Linked DNA regions of Homo sapiens: region 1 is linked to region 2. A link is a contact called in ENCODE Hi-C or POLR2A ChIA-PET data. All regions are on one chromosome and are shown on one strand. Each heading gives the region's core, a stretch centred on a gene start or an enhancer-like site at or near the end of the contact. The rest is flanking DNA. Distances are from core to core; before and after follow the strand shown.

Region 1 (4,817 bases), core at 1-2,500, 450 kb before region 2:
AGGGAGCCTAGGGCTCCCCACTGCTGATGTGGGGCTGTGACTGCCACTGGGGTTTGTGGACCCAATTTGTTCAGAAGAGGGAAAGTAACTAAACCAGGGATGAAGAACTAGCGATTCCCCTTCCACTGCCCAGTGTGAGGTCAAAAGGGACCGAGAACCTCCTTCAGGGTGAGCAGGGTTGGGGAGAGGCCTCCAGTCTGCCGGGCAGCTGCAAAAACGGTGCGCAGACCAACAGGTTTTCCGTCTCCGACTCAGCTGACCCGTCACTGTCGTGCCAGATCTCTAGCAGCAAACATTTGTAAGCATAACGTGACTCGGATTTTCAAAAACAGGCCTGTCAGCAATCTTGTTGACCAAACCATTGTCGGATAAGCACGCAGCAGTCACCTAGCAAACCACGTCCCTCTTTACCCCGCTCCCCCACGATCATTTAAATGACATCAGGCTGTGGTTCTGGAAGGTTCCCAGTGTCCTTGGGGTTGTGGGTGTAACTTACTTATTGTACATCTATCTTGTGCCAGGCCCTGGGCTGGTACTTGGGACACAGGGACAATGCCTGTGGTTCTTCAACAAGAATCTGTGACCCTCCGGGGGCAAAGGGTGTTGCCCAAGGTAGACCTGGGGAGGTCTGAAAGAGGGGAAGGGTGGATGTGGAGGGTTGGAGGTGCGCAGAGCATGGCCGGCATGTGGAGGCACTTGGCAGCCAGCAGAGAGGGCAGACGCTGGAAAAGCCATGGAGCTCCGCAGAGGAGCCAGCCAGAGCCGTGGGAGGGGGCGACACTGAGAAGAGAGAGAGGCTGGGAGAGCTGGCTCAGCCCGAAGCCTTGGCCATGGGCTGAACACATGGTTGAGGTCCCCAAAAACTGCGTTGGCCCAAAGCAGGGCTGGTAACTTACCTCCATGGAGGCTTGGGCCAGGGATGGGTAGTTTGGATCCAAGTCCGGGCTGACCAATGTGGAAATGGGAACCCGAGAGCGGTTACCATGGAAACACACTCACCGTGTTCTTTTGCTTGTGAAATGCAGTCGGAGGCGGATGTTCAGCCCCTCCTCCCCCTCAGGTCAAGGCTGCCATTTAATTAAGCACTTTGGTGTTGATGCTCTGACGACACTCCTCAAAACAGAGCCCTGGCTTCCCAGACACCACGGGGACTGCTGAGAAATGCTCTCGAGCTAAAGCGCTGCTCCCCCACACTCCAAGTCTGCACCAGCCGCCTGTGGCTGCGCACTTTGCACCTTACAAGTGAGGAACTGCCATCTCTTGCACCAGTCTCGTTTCCTGTGCGCTGTGGCCACCTGGCAGCCCCGCCCTGTGTCAGGAGCTTTAGGTTGGAGGTTCCACCCTGATGGGCTAGGTGGGTTTTGTAGCTTTCACTTTCAGTCATCATGGTCAACTGATAAGGGAGGCGTGAAATCACCCCATTTTGGAAGGATCCCAAATGTCTATCAACTGATGCACTGATAAGCAAAATGTGCTCTCTCCATGCAATGGAGTGCTGTTCAGCCATAAAAGGAATGAAGTGGTGACCCGCACATGCGGCAGCAGGGATGATCCTTGGAGATGTGACGCTGAGTGAAAGCCAGACCGCAGAGGCCACATAGCATATGAGTCCATTTCAATGAAATGTCCAGCACAGGCCAATCCATAGAGACAGAAAGTGGAAGAGTGGCTGCCAGGGCCTGGGGGAATGGGGTGGAGAATGGGGAGTGACTGTTCTTGAGGACGGGAGTTCTCGTTGGAGTGGTGAAATTAGATAGTAGCGATGATGGCACAACATTGTGAGTGTCCTTAAAGCCACTGAATTGGATGCTTTAAAGTGGTTAAAATGGCCGGGCGCGGTGGCTCACGCTTGTAATCCCAGCACTTTGGGAGGCCGAGGTGGGCGGATCACGAGGTCAGGAGATCAAGACCACGGTGAAACCCCGTCTCTACTAAAAATACAAAAAATTAGCCGGGCGTGGTGGCGGGCGCCTGTAGTCCCAGCTACTCGGGGGGCTGAGGCAGGAGAATGGTGTGAACCCGGGAGGCGGAGCTTGCAGTGAGCCGAGATCGCGCCACTGCACTCCAGCCTGGGCGACGGAGCGAGACTCCCTTCTCAAAAAAAAAAAAAGTGGTTAAAATGGTGAATTTTGTTATGTGACTTTTATCTCAATAAAGAAAAGAACGTGTTTTACAGGTGAGGCAGCCCAGGCTGATGTTTGGGAATTCAGGCACAGTCCCCGGGGCATGGGAGGTGGGGCCCTCACCCCTCGGGGTCTCCTGTGCCCTGGACTCCTCTGTCCTCACCTTCTCACATCCAGTTGGTCACCAGGCCCTGTGGATTCACCTGCGCAGTGTCCCTGAGACCATCCTTCCTTCTATCCCTGCTGCGTTGTTACCTACTGACCCCCAGATAGCCATGGCCTGGTGGGGCATTTCCCTGGAGAAAGGGGGCTGAGCACACACACCCAAGGTGTCCAGGCCCTTGGCTCTGGCCTCGTGTTGAGAGTCTGGCCACATCACGTGGCCTCTGAGCCTCCAGCCCTTATCAATGAAGGTGATTTGGATGTTGATGATGAAAGTGGCCATGACGTCTCTACCTCATCTGCCTCCCAGCGTTGTTACAAAGACCAAATGAGATGAAATAGAAGCATGTTTTGTAAACTGAAAAGTGGTGTGCCAATGTGAGTGGTGATGACGATCAGTTTCCTTTAAGAAGTAAGTGTTGTGGAGTCCCTGACCCTGGACTGCAGCTAGGATCACGCATTCATGGTCTGCTGAGAGCTGCGTGTTCCTTAGCTCCCGGGGACAAATGGATGACCCGTTAGACCACCCGGCTTCTTGTTGAAGGCGAACGTGCTGGTTACCCCCTCCGGTTTTGAGATAATCACCAGGAAGTGAGCTTGTCAGCTGCAGGCCAGTATCTCCTGTAGACAGGTGGTTTGTGTCCTTGGGTCTTGGTGCTAACCTACATGCTTCGTGCGGGACTCTGCAGGGACGTACTTAGATTCTAGGAAGAAACGCAGATTGATTTTTTTTTTTTTTTTTAACTCAGTGTGATCCTTTGACCAGTAGCATCAGCATCACTGGGAAGCTTCTTAGAAGCGTAGACCCCAGAGCTGTTTAATCAGAAGCTGCGTTTAAGATTTCCCCAGTGATTCAAATCCACACAATGTTTGAGAAGCAAACATATCGCTCTACGATATCATTAGGTGCCTGAGAAACCCTCACACCAGCAACTAAACGCCCTGAGAGAGCATCAGTTTATGCAAGTGGCTAATACAAGGTGAATGACTCCAAACCAGTGGCATCCCTATGTGCCAGCAACCACCACTTAGGAATTGTAATGAGATCTTGGTGATAATGGCAGTTAAAATATGAACTGTTTGTGAAGTAAGCTGAATAAGGATATGTGATCCCCTCAAGAGGCACAGAACTTTGTTGGAAAACACAAAAGGGGTCCCAATTAAATGGGGACACCAACGGTTTACAGCAGAGGTTCTCAACTGGGGGTGTTCTGCCCCCTTTGGAGGACATCTGCAATGTATGGAGGCATTTTTGTTTGTCATAACTGGTGGGGCCAGGTGAGGGGTGCTGCTCAGCACCCTGCAATTTACGGGATGGTTCCTACCAGAGAGAATGATCTGGCCCCAGATGCCAGTTGAGCTGATGTTGAACAATTTTGGTTTATCCTAGTGGGGTACACATGCACCCGCATGCACACGCACACACATGCAATGCACACATACACATGCACGCACATATTTTTATTTTATTTTATTTTATTTTATTTTATTTTATTTTATTTTATTTTATTTTATTTGAGACAGGGTCTCAGTTGGCCACCCAGGCTGGAGTACAGTGGCGTAATCTCTACTCAACTGCAGTCTCAACCTCCTGGGCTCAAGTGATCCTCCCACCTTAGCCTCCCTGGTAGCTGGGACTACAGGTGCCTGCCACCGTGCCCAGCTAATTTTTTGGTTTTTTTTTTTTTTTTTTTTTTTTTTTTTTTAGAGAGGTGATTTCTCCATGTTGCCCAGGTTGGTCTCAAGCTCTTGGGCTGAAGTGATCCTCCCACCTTTGCCTCCCAAAGTGCTGGGATTACAGGGGTGAGCCACCATACCTGGCCAATACACACATCACTTTAAAAATTCAAAAAATCAGGCTGGGCGCGGTGGCTCACGCCTGTAATCCCAGCACTTTGGGAGGCTGAGGCGGGTGGAATACAAGGTCAGGAGATCAAGATTCATCCTGGCTAACACAGTGAAACCCCATCTCTACTAAAAATACAAAAAATTAGCCAGGTGTGGTGGTGGGCGCCTGTAGTCCCAGCTACTCGGGAGGCTGAGGCAGGAGAATGGTGTGAACCCTAGAGGCCAAGCTTGCAGTGAGTCGAGATCGCGCCACTGCACTTCAGCCTGGGCGACAGAGCGAGACTCTGTCTCAAAAAAAAAAAAAAAAATTCCAGAATATCAAATGATATTTTGATAATACAGAGCAGTGGAGGGTGGGGGAACTTAGCATAGTGGATTGTGAAACAAATTTTAAAGTCATGATAATAAAAACAGTGTGGCATTGAAATAAAACTTAATGTGGATCAATGGAACAAAATAGCCCTCAAAGCCATTTTAATAAAAATGACTATATAAGATAGAACAAGCATAACACAGCCAATGGAAATGTGTTCAGAATTCATTGTTGACCTAATTGCCCTAGTCATAAGTGAAATATCCTCGGAGCCATATCCCGGGCCAAATTAAGAGCCATTTTCTTTGTTTCCTCTTCATACCCAGCACCCCCCTTGCCCCTCCTGTCTCTCTACAGTGTAGAGTCTCATT
Region 2 (4,386 bases), core at 402-2,901:
GCTCCTCATACAAGGTTCATCTGGACAGTTGATGCTTAAGATATATTTGTTGCCTGGAACACAAATCAGCTGGTTTATTTGTTGCCTGCGTTCAGAAACTGGAACACAAATCAAGTGGTTTTTTAATGTAATCACTAAAAGGTTTCCTTTAGGGCACCAAGTCTAGTGGGAGCAGAAGCTGAAGCCAGGCTTCCTTCTTTCCTTTTTTTTTTTTGAGACGGAGTCTTGCTCCATTGCCCAGGCTGGGGTGCAGTGGTGTGATCTTGGCTCACTGCAGCCTCAGCCTCCCCCTTGGCTCACTGCAACCTCTGCCTCCGGGGTTCAGGGAATTCTCCTGCCTTAGCCTCCCAAGTAAGTGGAATTACAGGAGCACGTCACCACGCCCTGCTAATTTTTGTGTTTTTAGCAAAGACAGGGTTTCAATATGTTGGCCAGACTGGTCTCGAACTCCTGACTTCAGGTGACCCACCTGCCTCTGCCTCCCAAATTGCTGGGATTACAGGCGTGAGCCACCGTGCCTGGCCATGAAGGTTATCTTTCAAGTCCATTCTGGCAAACTTTGGTGAGGGGATCACACACTGACCCCAGAACCAAGTCTTCATTCGGACTCTCTACCCTAGGTCAGGCACTGGACTAGACTCCAAATTCAATCAAGATGTCTTGCCCTGACACAACATGCAGTCTGGAGGGAGAGAAAGCCTTTGATCTTACATAGTGATAGCAATAAAGGGACACATTTAAAGCATCAAAGTTGGGACCAGGGAGAATAGCGTGGTGGGTTAGGGCTGGGGCTCTGGAGACCCAGACTGTCTGGGCCTGAGTCTGGTGGGTTTTGTTTGCTTGTTTGTTTGTTTGTTTGTTTGAGACGGAGTCTCCCACTGTCGTCCGGGCTGGAATGCAATGGCGAGATCTTGGCTCACTGCAACCTCCGCCTCCCGGGTTCAAGCGATTCTCCTGCCTCAGCCTCCCAAGTAGCTGAGACTACAGGCGCCCGCCACCACGCCCAGCTCATTTTTTGTATTTTTAGTAGAGACAGGGTTTCACTATGTTGGCCAGGCTGGTCTCGAACTCCTGACTGACCTGATGATCCGCCCGCCTCGGCCTCCCAAAGTGCTGGAATTACAGGCGTTGAGCCACCGCACCCGGCCAAGTCTCTTCTGTCACTGACTAGCCGAGGGTTATCTGTTTGGTGCAAGTTTTGTAACCTCTTAAGTATGTTTCCTCCTCAGTACGAAATGGCGAGAGAAGCCCCTACTGCAGAGCGTTGCTTGCTACCATTATTATTATTGTTATTATTTGGCTGTGAAGATCGGGTATGTGGTGTGGGAAGGGGGCTGGAGCGCCTAGCCGTGTCTGCCCCTCGCCCACCGCCCTCCCTGGGGGGCAGTCGGCACCTTCCTTGCAGCCCCCTCGGCCTGCGCTCCCGTGGTCACCCGCAGACTCCTCCACGCCGGGCTCCTGCGCGCAATCCAGCTCTGCTGCACCACCTGTCGCAGGCTCCGAGGGCTCAGGGTGCATGTTTACTTCGGCGACACCGAACGCCCCGCAGCTTTGGGGGGCCCAGGTTCGCGGCGGACGTCGCTACGGCCCCAGCCCAGCCAGAGAGTACCCTCTTTCCTTCTTCGCCAGCCGCTGGCGCCCTAGTCTTTACAGCCCAACGCTTCCCCGGTCGCCCAGGCAACCGCTGCGCACGCGCACTCGGGACGGACCGGCGCGCTGGGGACGCCGGGGGGTGGGGGCGGGTCTGAGACGGCTCCGCCCCCGGCGCGTACGCGGGTCACGTGAGGGCGCGGCGCGGCAGCAGCTCCGGCGGCCGAGACGGGGGCGGCGGCCGCGCGGGTCTGGCGGGACCGGTTTGGAAGACTTTGCCGGCCTGCAGGTACCGCGCCCCCCGCGCCCTGGGCGCCCTCTCGCGGTCCTTTCGCCCCAGACCCCTCCTCGGTCCCCTCAGCGCCAGCCGGCTGCTTGGCGAGACCCCTCTGAGCTCTCACCACGCCCCCCAGGCCCCGGGCCCCCTCCGCTGCATCCGGCCCCGAAGCCCCTTGGCGCCCCTGACCCCAGGAAATCTTCGTCCCTCCGTCCCGTGAGACTCCTTCCTTCAGACCAAAAAGCCCCAGCCCCGCCCCTTCACATCTCAGAGCCCCCCTTCCCCCGGCTCCATCCTCACGCCCCCCGCCGCGGCGCTGCACCCCTGTTCTCTCTCTTCCCCCGGGCCTTGCCCCCCAAACCGCGAACCCCGTTGTCGCCGGCGCATGCCCTGCCCTCCCTGCAGCCTCTCACCCGGCTCCTCCCCCGAGCGGCCCCAGCAATCGCCTCCTTTGTCGGTGCTTCTTTATTCTCATTTCTGAACGATTTGGTTTGAGTTGTTGTTGCCGTGTTTTTCTAAAATGGAAATATGCAGCGGTCGTGGGTTCAGCCAGGATTTCCGAGTTTGCTCGTGTTGACTGGGCCTTGCCGGGTGCTGGAGGGGAAGGGCTGGGAAGAAGAACCAGGCAGGTCCCCGTTCTGAACGTGCCACCCAGACGCAGCCCCAGAAACCGGATCGCTGCAGCGCCCCTCGGCGATCCCAACATGATGTGTACAGGTGACTGCGAGGCAGTCGGGGGGTCTCACAGTGGGCTCCCTGGACAGGACTCTGCGCCTTGCTATACCTCCATCTGAATTGCAGGTAGCCCCTTTCTGAGTTGTGGGGTCTTGGGTGTGCGACTTTACATCTATAAGACTCAATTTCCCCATCTATAAACGGGAGAGTCTGACTGCGCTTTATAAGATTAATGAGAGAATAAAGTGAGACAATAGGAATAAAGCACTTAGCAGAGTCTTTTGCATAAAGTGAGCTCTCAATTTTACTCTGACCGCCACAGGAGAGAGAGAGAGAGAGAGAGGGAGGGAGGGAGAGGGAGAGGGAGGGGGAGGGGGAGGGTGTTGATTGATTGATTGATTCAGACAATCTCGCTCTGTCGCCCGGGCTGTAGTGCAATGGTGCCTGCGATCTCAGCTCCTGCTACCTCTGCCCGCCATCCCGCACCCCGGGCCCAAGTGATTCTCCTGCCTCAGCCTTCCGAGTAGCTGGGATTACAGGCACGTTCTACCACACCCAGCTAATTTTTTTTTTTTTTTTTTTAGTAGAGACGGGGTTTCGCTGTGTTGGTCAGGGTAGCCTTGAACTCCTGGCCTCAAGTGATCTGCCCGCCTTGGCCTCCCAAAGTTCTGGGGTTACAGACATGAGCCACTGTACCCGGCCAAGTTTGTGGTTTTAATCACTGCTGGAATATTCTAGGGCAACAGAGTTGAACATATTGGTGCTACTTTTTTTTAAAGTAGGTTTTCAAAAATCGAAATGACTTACGCATGACATAAAATTTATCATTTTAGCCATTTTACAGTGTATAACTCAGTAGTTCTTGCTATAGTCACAATGCTATGCAACCATCACCAGTAACTAATTCCAGAACATTTAATCACCTACAAAAGAAACCCCAACCCCATTAACAGTCATACCTCTTTTCTCCCCCTGTCCCTCAGCAGCCCTAAGTTATCTTCTGTCTCTATGGATTTGCTTATGCTGGACATTTCATACAAGTGGAAACATACAACATACGGCCTTTTGTATTTGGTTTCTGTCCTTTAGCATAATGTTTTCAAAGTTTATCCATGTTGTAGTATGTATCAGTACTTCATGCTTTTTTATGGCTGAATAATACTCCTTTGTGTGGATAACACCACATTTTGCTTATTCATTCATTTGTTGATGGACATTTTGTTTGTTTCTGCCTTCTGGCAGTTGTGAGTAGGCCACTGTGAACATGCAAGCAGGAGTTTTTATGTGAGCAAAAGTTTCTAATTATCTTGGGTATCTGCCTAGGAGTGGGGTACTCTGAATATTTTAATTCTTACTGCATAAATACAGACATGATGGTGAAGAGTGTTGGATCTTGGATGAGAATCCAGGTTTCTAATTCCATGTTGCTGCTCTTTAGGCTCAGCTTCATTGTGCGTTTAGTCCTATACCAAAAATTGGCAGTGAAGGTAAAGACATCCCAAAAAGTCTTGATACACCAATGCTAACTTTGTCATAGTGCTGACGCAGAGTATGAAAAGCTTAAGTTTTTTTCTCAAGAGTGAAATTTGAGCTTTGAACACAAAGCAGTATTTGATTCTGTTTATTAAATAAAGTTGTCTACAGCAGCATGTCAGGTGCTGAGGAGGAATATTAAAGATGTGTGAGATCCGGCCGGTCACATCCCAGTGCTTTGGGAGGCCAAAGTGGGCGGATCACAAGGTCAGGAGTTCAAGACCAGCCTGGCCAATATGGTGAAACCCCCGTCTCTACTAAAAAAGAAAAAAATACAAAAATTAGCCAGGCATGGTGGCACACGCCTGTAG

The links. Hi-C counts contacts between places; a loop is a spot of excess contacts on that map. ChIA-PET counts read pairs that join two places held with the same protein, here RNA polymerase II (POLR2A). Pooled maps may share reads with other maps.
Region 1: a map with no recorded cell type shows a loop between it and region 2 (5-fold over the local background). The contact joins the enhancer-like site here to the promoter of DNAAF1 in region 2. A Hi-C loop is called at or near these places in 2 of 37 single-sample maps with no recorded cell type and 2 of 50 pooled maps. POLR2A ChIA-PET finds 5 or more read pairs at or near these places in 1 of 52 experiments (activated B cell).

The regions. Positions count from the first base shown.
Region 1 is chr16:84,590,809-84,595,625 of GRCh38, reverse strand. The region is part of intron 2 of COTL1 (coactosin like F-actin binding protein 1); the gene reads left to right. Among named protein-coding and RNA genes, the nearest start is that of COTL1, 25 kb to the left of the region's middle. RefSeq lists enhancers at 1,435-1,734, 4,800-4,817. Within about 2 kb of position 1,250, at least 18 of the 41 ENCODE cell types and tissues checked have a DNase peak (open chromatin) inside an H3K27ac peak, as active enhancers do.
Region 2 is chr16:84,142,573-84,146,958 of GRCh38, reverse strand. It overlaps DNAAF1 (dynein axonemal assembly factor 1), which reads right to left and starts at 1,651. Exons shown (of 12, transcript NM_178452.6): 1 at 1,395-1,651. The coding sequence starts at 1,518. HSDL1 (hydroxysteroid dehydrogenase like 1) reads left to right here and starts at 1,782. Exons shown (of 6, transcript NM_031463.5): 1 at 1,782-1,879. RefSeq lists silencers at 1,598-2,047, 2,208-2,257, 2,308-2,357.